2 separate regions of the Homo sapiens genome follow, and region 2 is linked to region 1. Evidence: chromatin contacts called from ENCODE Hi-C or POLR2A ChIA-PET data. All regions are on one chromosome and are shown on one strand. Each heading gives the region's core, a stretch centred on a gene start or an enhancer-like site at or near the end of the contact. The rest is flanking DNA. Distances are from core to core; before and after follow the strand shown. Region 1 holds the start of NIM1K (NIM1 serine/threonine protein kinase). Region 2 has its middle 15 kb from the start of ZNF131.

The links. A loop is a pair of places that touch in the nucleus more often than their neighbours do. ChIA-PET counts read pairs that join two places held with the same protein, here RNA polymerase II (POLR2A). Pooled maps may share reads with other maps.
Region 2: a map of dorsolateral prefrontal cortex shows a loop between it and region 1 (5-fold over the local background). The contact joins the enhancer-like site here to the promoter of NIM1K in region 1. A Hi-C loop is called at or near these places in 2 of 168 maps with a recorded cell type or tissue (MCF 10A and dorsolateral prefrontal cortex), 2 of 37 single-sample maps with no recorded cell type and 20 of 50 pooled maps. POLR2A ChIA-PET finds 5 or more read pairs at or near these places in 4 of 52 experiments (GM12878, Panc1, activated T-cell and 1 more).

Annotation. Positions count from the first base shown.
Region 1 is chr5:43,188,218-43,195,075 of GRCh38, reverse strand. It overlaps NIM1K (NIM1 serine/threonine protein kinase), which reads right to left and starts at 2,851. Exons shown (of 4, transcript NM_153361.4): 1 at 2,665-2,851. RefSeq lists an enhancer at 1,826-2,535 and a silencer at 2,871-3,010.
Region 2 is chr5:43,102,728-43,109,585 of GRCh38, reverse strand. No RefSeq gene overlaps it. Among named protein-coding and RNA genes, the nearest start is that of ZNF131, 15 kb to the left of the region's middle. RefSeq lists an enhancer at 3,870-3,979. Within about 2 kb of position 3,790, at least 27 of the 41 ENCODE cell types and tissues checked have a DNase peak (open chromatin) inside an H3K27ac peak, as active enhancers do; they include GM12878, Panc1 and dorsolateral prefrontal cortex, where a contact is called at or near this core.

The DNA.
Region 1 (6,858 bases), core at 1,602-4,101:
AATCAACCAATGAATTAAAACTCTTTAATCCCTAGAGAAATACAGTGATCAGATTCAAAGAATGAAGTTGGATTTAATGTTATATTTTAATTTTTAAGTTTCTCAAAATGAAACTATATATGTGACAAAAACATTAACCTACTAAGACAAAAATCTTTGCTTTTGTTTTTTTAAAAATGTATGATAAGTCTGTCATGCACCTGTAGTCCCAGCTCCTCAGGAGGCTGAGGCAGGAAGATCCCTTGAGCCCAGGAGTTTGAGACATGCCTGGGCAACATGGCGAGACCCAGTCTCTAAAAACGAAAAGAAAATAAAACAAAACTGTAAGTCTGAGGGCTTCAAGCTGTCTAATCACATGCTATCAATGTTAGAATTTGAAGCTCAGAAATCGTGGATGTGTAATGAATTACGGTTCTTTAAAGAAACCAACATTTGCTGATAAAAGTATTTGAAATGGTACCACTGCTTGCCCCAAATTAAACCTTTTCAACTAAAAACCTAGGGTTAAACCAAGAATATAAAGGGCTCTATAACCTATCTGTAGTTATTACTGGGGAATTCAGATTTCATATAAACCTGTCTTTATTTTAAATGTAGTTAGAAAAAAAGCACACACCTCAAACCAAATATCCAATCCACATTTTTTCCTAACACAGAAGGAGGCTTCTCTGAAGGTTTTTCCAGGCTTACCATTTAACAGTGGTCCAGCTAAAAATAAACCCATGAGGGTTTACTAGGCAAATTCAATGGCACACCAAACACCAGTCCATGGGGAGTTGGATTCAGCTTTTTCCCCACTAGCCTCTCGCAGGAATCCCCCCCTACATTCTCCCATCTCCTAATTAGAAAGCTAATTAGGCTTCCAAATGTAAATGCTAAATGGCGAGGGCGATCTGGGCTCAGGCCAGGATTCGTGGAACATCTAACACCCTCCTCTGTCCTCTGTTCGTGCAGTGAGCTGTGGGAAGAGAGCTGGGCAGCATGACTATTTGGGGCCATTTAACTTGCTGGAGGGCAGTGTTTACTCTCATTTGTCTGAGCGGAAAGCTGTGTTGCATGGACTGCAAACTCTGAAAAAATAAAATAAAAAAAACAACAACATGCCTTGGGATTTTAGTACTTTAAGGGAAAAAGTAAGTACATTTTCATAAACTCAATTATTACCATGGTGACAACGAGGGTACAAGAGAAGGTCCTCTGGAGAACAGTTCCTGCTTCTAACTAGACAGCCTCTCAATAGAGCAGGGCGACTTCTTCAGTAACCATGACAACCAGAATTAGAAGTGCTGTTGCAACACTAACAGAAACCATCTTTTGAAGCGGTTCTGTGAATCACATTGAATACTGATGATGCAAGCTAGTGTGATACATACTTTTCAAACATTAAAAAAAATCTTATTACCATAAACAAATATTCACCTTAGATTTCCATTTGAAATCTTGACTTGGAATCACTTTTTTTCATCTGGTTTCGTTTGTTTCCCTTTTGGATTCCCGCGGCCTCAATTGCAAACGCGATTTGTGTAATTTCCAAACTTGTCAGAACTGCACGGGTAAGAGCTTAGAATGTGATTCATTCGCTCTTATTTTGAAACGGGATGAGGAATGGGGTGGGGGAGGGGGGGTAGACAGAGAGCCCTCTTGTCTACTGTACTCAGGAGGACGAAAACAGGGGAGGGAAGGGGAAAAGAGAGGAGAAAGGGAGAAAGGGAGGGAGGGAGGAGGAGAAGAGAAGGGGAGAGGAGGAGGAGGAAAGGAGGGAGGGAGAAGAGGGAAAAGGAGGGAAGGAGGGAAGGAAAAAACAGAAAGGAAAGAAGTGCTATAGCAGAATCTTTGCTGCCCATGTTATCTATTGCCTTGACTTCTCCATCTGCCAAGATGTGTCAAGCACGCAGAAGCTGGCTGGAATCGATATTTTAAAGACCCGGTTGCGATCTTTTCCTGGTCGTATCAAGGAGTCCTGGAGCTTCTAATATTCCTGGAGGGATATCCAGGAAGAGGAAAAGAGGCTCTTCCTTACTTCGTGCGGTCTTCCAAAAGAAGCACCTTTCGCTGGGGAGAGTCGCGGCGTGGGGTGCAATGGAAGGTTTTGTTCTCCTGGGCCACATGCGTTAGATGTCAGTTCTCTCCACCAGCAGCACCGGCCGGCGCGCGTGGGGAGATCACGCCGGTCTTCTGCCCTTGTAACAAACGCTCCAGATTTGGTCTGGTGCCTTAGGGCTCTGGTCCAGCGCACCCGCTGTGCGCAACGCTAGGCGCTAAGCTGCGCTCCTCGGCTCACGTGTGGACGCGCACGCAGACACGAGTGTCCACACCATACAGAGACATGGGTGCACACACGCGCGCACATAGACATGGGCGCCGCACATGACACGGGCACCACACATGACACGGGCACACACGCGCGAGCACGCTCTCGCCCTGGCTCTAATGCCCCCTCCTCTCGCTTGCGGATCGGCCTGGGCAGGTGTGGGGGTACGCCCCAGAAAGCGCCTAACCTTCTTCTGACCCCACTTCGCAGACACCCCGTGGCAGGGCTTCCTTTCTTCCTTGGGTCGCGGGGAGGAGAGGCGCCTCCTCCTCAGCCACCCAGGTCTGCAGCCTAGCAGAGGAAGGGTGGCGGGGTGGGGGTGCTGGCGGCGAGTCCCCCAGCCCCTCGCTTACCTTCGTGGCGAGGCCAGCTCTTGGGCTTCGCTGCACGGCGCCAGGCTAGGCGCGCTGGGTTGTTGCCTCTGGAGCAGGAGCGGTCGGTGTGTGGATGTCCCGAGGTGAGGGCGCCGCTGTCGCGCTTGAGGCTCCCGGAGCTGTCAGGGGCGGCCGACCTGACCGGCAGCGGCCCAGGGCAAACCCCGCCCTCCGGCCTAGGCCGGCTCCGCAGCGGGGACCGAGACGCCCCACAGCGTTTCCTGAAGGACCAATCCGGAGCGAGGGGCTGGCGTGGGGAAGGAGGGACGGGGGGCCTGTAGTGCACCCGGACGCCGGCCTGGACCTTGTAAGCTGGTTTCTATGGCAGCCAGGAGGGAGGGGCGAGAGGGAGGGGACGCGCGGCGCAGGGACACCCAGTGCAGTCGCTCGGGGAGGGGGGTGATTGGGCCTGACGCAAAGAGGACCCCTTCTAGAGTCTGGATGGGAGCAGCTACACGGCCGAAAGCGGGCTGACACAGCTCCCACCGACGTACGCCTCGTGCCGAGCGGTTCCAGCGCTTCAGCAAGGGTTTCCATGTCCTTGGGAAACCGTGACCCAGTAATCCTCCCAACAGAAAGGGGGTTTCCAGCAAACCACCGTGACAGCTCCTCCGGGTGAGTCGGGCAGGGTTTAGGTTCTGCAGAAAGAAGTGCTAATGTCACCCTCTGTCTGGATTCCTGGCATACATCGGTTCCCCTGGTGCCACTTTGTCACTGGCTCCCTAATCTCCTGCTAGGGAGATACTCTCGGCTGTGACCCTCAGATGCCAAAGATTATTTTTCTAGTTTATAAACTAGAAATACCGTCACTGGATTGAACGTAGAGTTGGAAATGGGATTCGCAAAATACTAAATAAAACATACCGGTTATTTACTGAAGTTTAAGCCCTTCCTTTTACAGAGAGAGAAAAAAAAAACTGAGTTCAGAGGGGTCAGTTAACTTAGCAAGGGTCACACAACTGATTAATGGCAGAGCCAGGACTAGACACCCTAAGTCATAGTTCTGCGAGCATTCTTTCTACTTCCTCCTGCTCTCCATCCTGTATTGATTGCCAGAGCAATATTTACAAGAGCAAAACTGTTAAGTAGCAACATAACCCATGTCTACAATTCTTTTATGGTAGAAACTAGGGAACCCCAAAATTCCTTTTTTGCTATTTGCCAGGCATTGTAATAAACTCTTTTACAAAGAGTAACTGATTAAATCCTCATGATAATCTATGGGTTAGGTACTGTTACTGTCATCCTTGTTTTGATAGATGAAGAAACTGAAGCCCAGAGAGGTTACAGGATTTGATCGAGATCACACAACTGTTGAATGCTGGCTCTGGGACTCTAACCCAGTTTGTTTGACTCCAGAGTTGGTGTTCTTCATTACTTTGTCTCTGCTGCCTGTTTGTGTGATGATTAAAGGGGTCAGGAACGGGAAGGGCAAGAAATAAAAACCTTGGACAGCTCCGTGCACTGACGGTTGAGATTGGAAAGAAAATTGAAAGAACCTGAAACAACTGCTTCCTTGGCTTCTGAGAGTGGTCATCTATTTATGTAGAACAAGGGTTCTCTCGAGAAAATTTGTTTTTAAAGAGACATCCCCTCCTCAAAAGACAAGAGGTTTGTTGTTTTTTTTTTTTAAGAGTAATCTTTAAAATAGTACATGCCATCAGTCTATTTTCTTTCTAATGCAATAAAATGCAGGGAGAAACTCTACATATTTTTAAAGATATAAAAGACCCTTGAATTCAAATAAACAGAATAAAATTTCATAGAGAAATTGCCTAGAAACCAAGAGCCTCAAACACCCAATCTGACAGAGGCTCTCTGTGACATAGATCCTCACCATCACACCCCAAAGAGCATGCACAAGGCAGAGGTGATGATAGGTTCTAGTAGCTTAAAAGGTTACTGAACACTTTAGGCTAATACCATCACATTGGGAGTTAAGATTTCAATATATGAATTGGGAGATACAAAAATTTAGTCCATAACAGAACCCTTCCCAACTTTTATCTTTCTTTCAGGAATCTCTATTTTATACTATGTGTGTCAGACCTTCTCATTCTATTTCATGTCTTTTCTCAGATTCTCTAGATTTTTAACATTTTGTGCTACATTCTAGGTAATTTCTTCAGATCTACCTTCTGTTCATGAATTTTCTCTTGCACTAACCTGCACACTGACTTTATGATAATGCAAATATAATTAAATCAAGAGGTTTGAGAGTGCCGATTTCAGTATCTTTCACAGCAGGGGTGAATTGATAGCTTAAAATTGAATCACTTATTTACAACAACTAGTATTATTAAAATCCCTTTTTTCTTAACTTTATAGGAAACTTGTAAGAACTAATATTTCTTGTAAAAAACCTTTTTCTGAGGTTTAGCAATTTTTTCTGCTTTCCTTCTTATTTCCGTTAAATCCAATAAAAATTAAACTGAAAGGCCGGGCACGGTGGCTCACGCCTGTAATCCCAGCACTTTGGGAGGCCGAGGCGGGTGGATCACGAGGTCAGGAGATGGAGACCATCCGGGCTAACACGGTGAAACCCCGTCTCTACTAAAAATACAAAAAAAATTAGCCGGGCGTGGTGGCAGGTGCCTGTAGTCCAGCAACTCGGGAGGCTGAGGCAGGAGAATGGCGTGAACCCGGGAGGCGGAGCTTGCAGTGAGCCGAGATCGCGCCACTGCACTCCAGCCTGGGAGGCAGAGCGAGACTCTGTCTCCAAAAAAAAAAAAAAAAAAAAAAAAAAAAAAAAATTAAACTGAAAGAATTAAAACTAGCAATGGTGACCCTGTTTTTATTTTTCTTTATTTTATTTATTTATATATATATATTTTTTGACGTAGAGTCTCACTCTGTCGCCCTGGCTGGAGTGCAGTGGCGTGATCTCGGCTTACTGTAACCTCTGCCTCCCAGGTTCAAGATATTCTCCTATCTCAGCCTCCCGAATAGCTAGGACTACAGGTGCATGCCACCACGCCCAGCTACTTTGTTCGTTTGTTTTTGTTTTTGTTTTGTTTTGTTTTTGAGACGGAGTCTTGCTCAGTTGCCCAGGCTGGAGTGCAGTGGCGCGATCTCGGCTCCCTGCAAGCTCCGCCTCCCGGGTTCACGCCATTCTCCTGCCTCAGCCTCCTGAGTAGCTGGAACTACAGGTGCCCGCCACCACGCCTGGCTAATTTTTTGTATTTTTAGTAGAGACGGGGTTTCACCGTGGTCTTGATCTCCTGACCTCGAGATCCGCCCACCTCGGCCTCCCAAAGTGCTGGGATTACAGGTGTAAACCACCAAACCCGGCCTAATTTTTGTATTTTCAGTGGAGACGGGGTTTCACCGTGTTAGCCAGGATGGTCTCCATCTCCTGACCTCGTGATCCACCTGCCTCAGCCTCCCAAAGTGCTGGGATTACAGGCGTGAGCCGCCGCGCCCAGCCCTTTTTTTTTTTTAAATACTTTAAGTGCTAGGGTACATGTGCATAACATGCAGGTTTGTTACATATGTATACATGTGCCATGTTGGTGTGCTGCACCCATTAACTCGTCATTTACATTAGGTATATCTCCTGATGCTATCCCTCCCCCCTCCCCCCACCCCACTACAGGCCCGGGTGTGTGATGTTCCCCACCCTGTGTCCAGGTGTTCTCATTCTTCAATTCCCACCTATGAGTGAGAACATTCAGTGTTTGGTTTTCTGTCCTTGCCATAGTTTGCTCAGAATGATGGTTTCCAGCTTCATCCATGTCCCTACAAAGGACATGAACTAATTCTTTTTTATAGCTGCATAGTATTCCATGGTGTATATAAGCTAGCTTTAAAATTATTGGTGGAATAAAAATAAAAATGCCTTCGGAACTGTCAGCATACATTTTGTCTGAATTTTATGTTTGTCTTTGCTAGATATTTTGAGATGTCAGTGTTTGGCATAGAAGGTTATAAAACTGTAATCCCAGCCAAAACAAAATAATCTTGGTTTGTGTGCTTTCTTTTGACGAATGAGAGTAATTTATAAAAGGAAAATATCTTGAGCCCCCCAAAAATTACTAGGCTGAAGAGAAGATTTGGGCTGGGAGCTGCTTGGGGAAGGCCTGCCTCATATTCTGTTCAGTCTCACCGAGATAAATGCATATCTAATTGCCTTCTTTGGAAAGGCTAATCAGAAACTCAAAAGAATGCAACCAT
Region 2 (6,858 bases), core at 2,541-5,040, 86 kb after region 1:
CTCCTTGTTTCCTCATGGACATTTTCTTCTGATTTTTCTTCCAGTTCACTAATTCTCTTCAGCTGTGCTAATCTTCTGTTAAACTCATTGAGTTATTGATTTGGTTGCTATATGTTTCATTTATTATTATTTTGAGGCAGAGTCTCACTTTGTCACCCATGCTGGAGTGCAGTGACGCAATCACAGCTCACTGCAGCCTCTGCCTCCGAGGTTCAAGCAATTCTGCTGCCTCAGCCTCCCGAGTAGCTGGGATTACATGAGCCCACAACCACACCCGGCTAATTTTTGTATTTTTAGTAGAGACGGGGTTTCACCTGTTGGCCAGGCTGGTCTCAAACTCCTGACCTCAAGTGATTCACCTGCCTCGGCCTCCGAAAGTGCTGGGATTACAGGCGTGAGCCACCGTGCCTGGCCATGGCTGCTTTATGTTTTAGTTATTTTTGCTTCTTTATTATCATTTCTAATTTTCTATGAGTTTCTCAATCTTGTCTTTTATTTTCTTATTCATATTGAATGGTATTTTACAGTCTGTGTCTCGGTATCTAGAGACTGTTTCGTTGTTGCTTCTCTCAGTGTTTCTTCATGTTCTATTGCCTTTCATTTTCTTAAAATTGAATGCTGGATACTGTATGGGAAATTTTTTACAAACACTTTGAGGCCTGCAATAATTTTATCTTTCTCTATAGAAGAATTTTGCTTTTGGTTGGCAGCTAGGGGTATTGGCAATTGGGATAACCTTAATTCAATTTTAGAAATGGAGATAATTCGGCTGGGCACAGTGGCTCACGCCTGTAATCCCTGCACTTTGGGAGGCTGAGGCAGACGGATCACAAGGTCAGGAGTTCGAGACCAGCCTGGCCAACATGGTGAAACCCTGTCTCTACTAAAAATACAAAAATTAGCCGGGCGTGGTGACACATGTCTGTAATCCCAGCTTCTCGGGAGACTGAGGCAGGAGAATCGCTTGATCTCAGGAGGTGGAGGTTGCAGTGAGCCAAGATTGTGCCACTGCACTCCAGCCTAGGCGACAGAGCGAAACTGTCTCAAAAAAAAAAAAAAAAAAAAGAAAGGGAGATAATTCGAAGATTAACTTACTTCCTTTTGAGAACTAGTTTATTACCAGTTCTCCTTTATTCCTAGGGTGTAGCACCTTAGGCTTTTAACCCACATCTGAGTCCTCCTTTTTATTAAGATTGTTTGGAGCTGGGCGCGGTGGCTCACACCTGTAATCCCAGCACTTTGGGAGGCCAAGGCGGGCATATTACTTGAGGTCAGTAGTTCGAGACCAGCCTGATCAACATGGAGAAACCCTGTCTCTACTAAAAATACAATATTAGCCAGGCATGATGGTGCATGCTATAATCCCAGCTACTTGGGAGGCTGAGGCAGGAGAATCGCTTGAACCCGGGAGGCTGAGGTTGTGGTGAGCTGAGATCTCGCCATTGCACTCCAGCCTGGGCAACGAGCAAAACTCTTCTCAAAAAAAAAAAAAAAAGATTGTTTGGATTTATTCTCATTGTTCATTTCTGAGATGTTATCACTAAAGACTCCTTTAAATATTCCATTTTTGTGTAAGTTGGTAATCAATGTTTTGTCCTTAGTTGGGTCAGACAGAGTTAAAAGGGAATCAGTGCCCATGCTCATGGCTAGCTTGATAGTGATAGTGATCAATGAGTTTCAAAAGGCTAGGAGAAAACCAGGGAGCAATAGTGAGAAAGCATGAGTTTAGTCAGGCTCCCTCCCTCATCACCCCTTGTGTGTAAACTTTAGAGTCCAGAGCATTATTTTTAGTGATGAAGGTAACACTTTTATATGTTCATTGGGTTCTTCTGAATCTTTTAAGCTCCTGTTGTTTTCTTTGAGGGCCAAGCGAACAGAGTCCTGGCCAAAAAATAACATTATAGTGGTGAAGATAGAGACATTGAGGGTTGTACTGATAACCTGTGATAGGGAGAAGATGTGGATGGTTTTAGTGCAGACCCTTGATTTGAATATACTTGTAATCAAATAACTTGTGTTTTCCTGAAATAGAGATTACTAATAATATCACTTAATAAGATGACATTAGTTACATAAAAACAGACAAGGTAGCTGTATCAACACATTTAGAATCTTTATTGAAAAAATAAGAATAGCAGAATAGGACATGGAATTAATTGAAAAATAAAGAATACATAGAATGATAAAATTCAGCACTCTCATAGCTCTGACTAAAAAAAATATTTTTAAAAATTCAGCATGCTTTCTCTCAGCACTGAGCAGTGCAGTTTAGGACATGTTTTTGGCAAATTGTTGGTATTGGTTTGTCTTAAAGGATTCATGCATAGGGCTTAAGAAAGCTTCCTCTTACACGGTACTAAAGTGGCCTATTAATGTGTCTCTCTCCCCTAGATTAGAATTTTTTTGAGGAAACTGAGACTATATCTTCTCTGTGGTCTCCTAGAGGTCATCAGGGCCACTTTCATTTTAGAGGTTCCTGGTATATTAAAAAATCAAGAAATCGGCCAGGCGCAGTGGCTCAGGCCTATAATCCCAGCACTTTCGGAGGCCGAGGCGGTCGGATCACGAGGTAAGAAGATTGAGACCATCCTGGCTGACACAGTGAAACCCTGTCTCTACTAAAAATACAAAAAAATTAGCCGGGCGTGGTAGCGGGTGCCTGTAGTCCCAGCTACTATGGAGGCTGAGGCAGGAGAATCGCGTGAACCCGGGAGGCAGAGCTTGCAGTGAGCCGAGATCGCACCGCTGCACTCCGGCCTGGGGGACAGAGCAAGACTCCATTTCAAAAAGAAAAAAAAATCAAGAAATCCCAAGTTTCCAAAAATTGTAGCCTATTTTAAATATTTACATTTAACAAATTTCTACTTTTTCACAAATCAGAATATAATACAATATAATCCAGCTTTTCAAAAGCTAATTTTCGGAATTCTAAGAAATAACATATTGTTAATAATTCATCGTGCCCTAGGGGGACAAAAATTTAAAGTTGAAGAATTAGCATCTTTCAGTCCTGTCACTGTAGCTCTGTCTGTGAGGCCTTCCACATATAAGAAGTGTCACGTCAAATGTGCCTGCTGTCTCCCTCAGCCCAAATTCTTGTCTTGGCCCTGGTCTTGTCATCTTTGTACCACGAGCCTAGTACAGTGGTTGCTTCATGGCGGACACTCAACAAATGCTTGTTGACATTTGTTTTTAAACTAAACTGTTTTAAGAATGATTCATTTGCCTTCTGAAAGTCAAGATACCAGAAAATGAGTCTGTTATTCAGTTTCTAGAACTCCTAAAGCACTATTTTACACATAATTTTCAGGCTTTGCCAAACTGTTACTAAACTTACAGTGGATGCTTTCCCCACATGATTCAAATTTCTGGTATGGAAAAATCTAAGCATAAAGGATGTGTGTGTGGAGGGGGAGGGAAGGCAGTAAATACCTCAACTCCTGACCCCATGAACCCATTTTATTAGGGATAAAACCAACGGTTGACTCATTGAGGGACTTTCTACAGTCATCTCAGGTGTATGCTAGACATGAAAGTCCTAGAAAGTTCTAGAAACATCCCAGTCTGTGGAAAGCAGCACCACCTCATCATAGCTGAATTTAGAACGACAGCATTGATCAATTCTCTTAGCACTGTATGAGCCAGGGTCGACACGCAGCAAGTCTTATGGAGCCCGTGTGCTGCTGCCCTCTAGTGGTTCTTCGGCCTGTGCAGGACCCACCGCTTTTCTCCCACCGTGAGGGGGCAGCAGAACTTCCAGGTTGTCAAACGCTGAAATCCGCTGGGCTGCTGAAACCAGCCAAGTCCATGGTCCTCCCCTCAAGGCACCGGAGATCATCAAGTAGTGCAGGAGTCATCAGTCCCAACACTGGGAGAGATGAGATTTGGTCCTTCAACTAAAATGCAGGATCGCACCGCTAGTCCTCTTCAGTGTCATTCCCTGCTTTCAAGGATACAAAACCAAGGGGACGAGGACCGAGGACAGAATGGATCTGCCAGCAGGAACCCGAAGCCAAACTGTCTTTCTCCCCACTCTTCCGCCCCCCCGAAAATGAAGGTTACCGTCGGGAGGGAGGGCATGTGGCAGTAGTGTCTCTAGTGGACAAAAGGTGATATGTCCATTGTAGTTTGATTCACTCTTCAATTCTCCTGGTTTGTTGTTGTTTATATTTCCCAACCAAGGCTTCCTGTCCTCTCAGTTTTCTTTCTTTCACATTATTTTTCTCCCTAGATTCACTTGCTCGGATAGCTCCTAGATCCTGTGCCCTCATCATCTTTTCCAAGGCCATCATCAGGACTCATGCAGGCTTTTTTTTGGGGGGGACGGAGTCTTGCTCTGTCGTCCAGGCTGGAGTGCAGTGGCTCGATCTCGGCTCAGTGCAACCTTCACCTCCCGGATTCAAGCGATTCTCCTGCCTCAGCCTCCTGAGTAGCTGGGATTACAGGCACATGCCACCACACCTGGCTAATTTTTGTATTTTTACTAGAGACGGGGTTTCACCATGTTGGTCAGGCTGGTCTCGAGCTCCTGACCTCGTGATCCACCCGCCTCTGCCTCCCAAAGTGCTAGGATTACATTTGTGTTCCTGGTTGGTCGTTGAGGAAAGAGGAGATTGGCGGGGTGGGTGGTGGTGGGAAGGCTCATTGGGGGAACTGGCCCTTGGTCCTGGGTATCTTGGCTTTGTTGGCCAAGGGGTGTGTGGTGGGGTTGTCTGTGGTCAGGATTTGAGGGCTTCTGGGAGGGGGAAGCCGGCCAAGGGTAGAGAGCTGCCAGAAGTCAAAATCGCGGACATGGGTTGGGCTGCCGAAAGATTCAGCAGACAGACAACAGCCCCGGCAACTGTGCTTAGCCCTGAAATGCCTCTACTGAGTCCTCCTAACATTTAGTCCGAGTGTGCCAGGGTGCCTTTCTGACGCCTTCCTGTTGCTCTCCCTGCCATCTCTACCATTCTCCTGCTTCTTAGTGCTTTGGATCAAATAATTGGGCTGGAGAAGAGCAAGTGGTAGGGGACAGACGTCTGATTCTGGCCTATTCTGCAGTCATCCTAGCATGGGTTTAGAGAATGACATTTTTCTGTTTGCAAGCAGGGTAGGCCTGTAGACTAGGGATTGTGTGTGGGAGGCTCCAGCATGGTCAGTGACAATGGAGCTGTAATTATGGGTCTCAAATTCAATCATACAATCTAGGTACATCTGGGACTTGGGATTGGGGTAGGTCTGGAATCTGGTTACGTGGGAAAACTTTCCTTGGACAATTTTCATCTAAGAAGCGGCACTTTCATCTTCATGTTTCACTTTCAGTTTCATGGTTCTCTCCCACACCCCACCCAACCACAAGCACTCCCATTTCCTAAGCACATCACACTCCTGATGCCCCCATTTCTGGACTAGTTCGGTACTCAGCAGGGATTGGAGGAGCTCCTTGCTCCTGTTCTGAACACTGTGTTAATGGAATTTGGCAGGGCGTGGTGGCTCATGCCTGTCATCCCAGGGCTTTGGGAGGCTGAAGTAGGAGGATTGCTTGAGGCCAGGAGTTGAAGACTAGCCTGGGTAACACGGGGACACTGCCCCCCGCCCCCCGCCCCCGTCAAAACACACACACACAAAGTAAAATGAAAAAAATAATAATAAAAAAGATAGGAATTAACATGTACAAAAGAGACCAAAATGTCTATTTAAATATTTTACTTCTTTGTGGGAGAGTATTAAGAAAAAATATTTATAAACTTTCAAGATGAAATGTTGAGAGTTTTTCTTCTTTTGTGTTTTTCTTGTCTAAAAGTTGTGATGATAAAAAATAAACATTCTCAAAATATCCTAAAAACAAAATATATCTTGAATATTTACATGTTTTATTAAGGAATCTAGATTCATTTCTTTCTTTTTTTTTTTTTTTTTCTGAGACGGAGTCTTGCTCTGTCGCTCAGGCTGGAGTGTGGTGGCGCGATCTCGGCTCACTGCAAGCTCTGCCTCCCAGGTTCACACCATCCTCCTGCCTCAGCCTCCAGAGTAGCTGGGACTACAGGCACCTGCCACCACGCCCGGCTAGTTTTTTTGTATTTTTATTAGAGATGGGGTTTCACTGTGTTAGCCAGGATGGTCTCAATCTCCTAACCTCGTGATCCGACCACCTCGGCCTCCGAAAGTGCTGGGATTACAGGCATGAGCCACCGTGCCCGGCCTAGATTCATTTCTTTAAGAACATTATTTTTAAAAAGGATGTAATAAGTTTGTAGACATAAAATTGAATGTGATATCACTCATATTTCCTTTTCTGGTTTTTAGGAAAAGAAACAGCACACTCAAATAGTTTAAGCCTATAGAGATTTATTAGGGGTTAAAGATAACTTAAAATTTGATGGAAAGGTGAAGGCAGATTTTCAACTGAACTTCAGGAATGGCTCTCAGAACCAAACTGCAAAGAACCAAACTGCAAACTAGCTCCCTAAGGGTGAAACTCGGAAATTTGAAAACACCGAATCAGGTAAGTATCACCCCAGCTGCCCTTTTTGAACTCTCGTGCATGTTGGCTGTTGTGTTGGTATACACAGGGCAAGGAGACATTCCCAGAGTTGAGAGAGGCCAAAACACTGAGACCCACCTGCCTAAGAATCAATGACTGAACTTGCCAAGATGCCGCAGTTCCTTCAAGAAGACACAGATGCTGCATCCCAATGGAGCTTACATTAGCTAAAAGCCAGCACTTGGGGAGGTGGACAGACACATGTCCAGAGTGCCTTGGAGAGCACAGGCCACCGCTGAAGCTGTGAAAAAAGGCTAAATACATGGTGGAAGCAGGAAAGGAAAGGAACCCCAGACTTGCTCCTGGCTCACAGTACTACCTGCTTCCCCATGCAG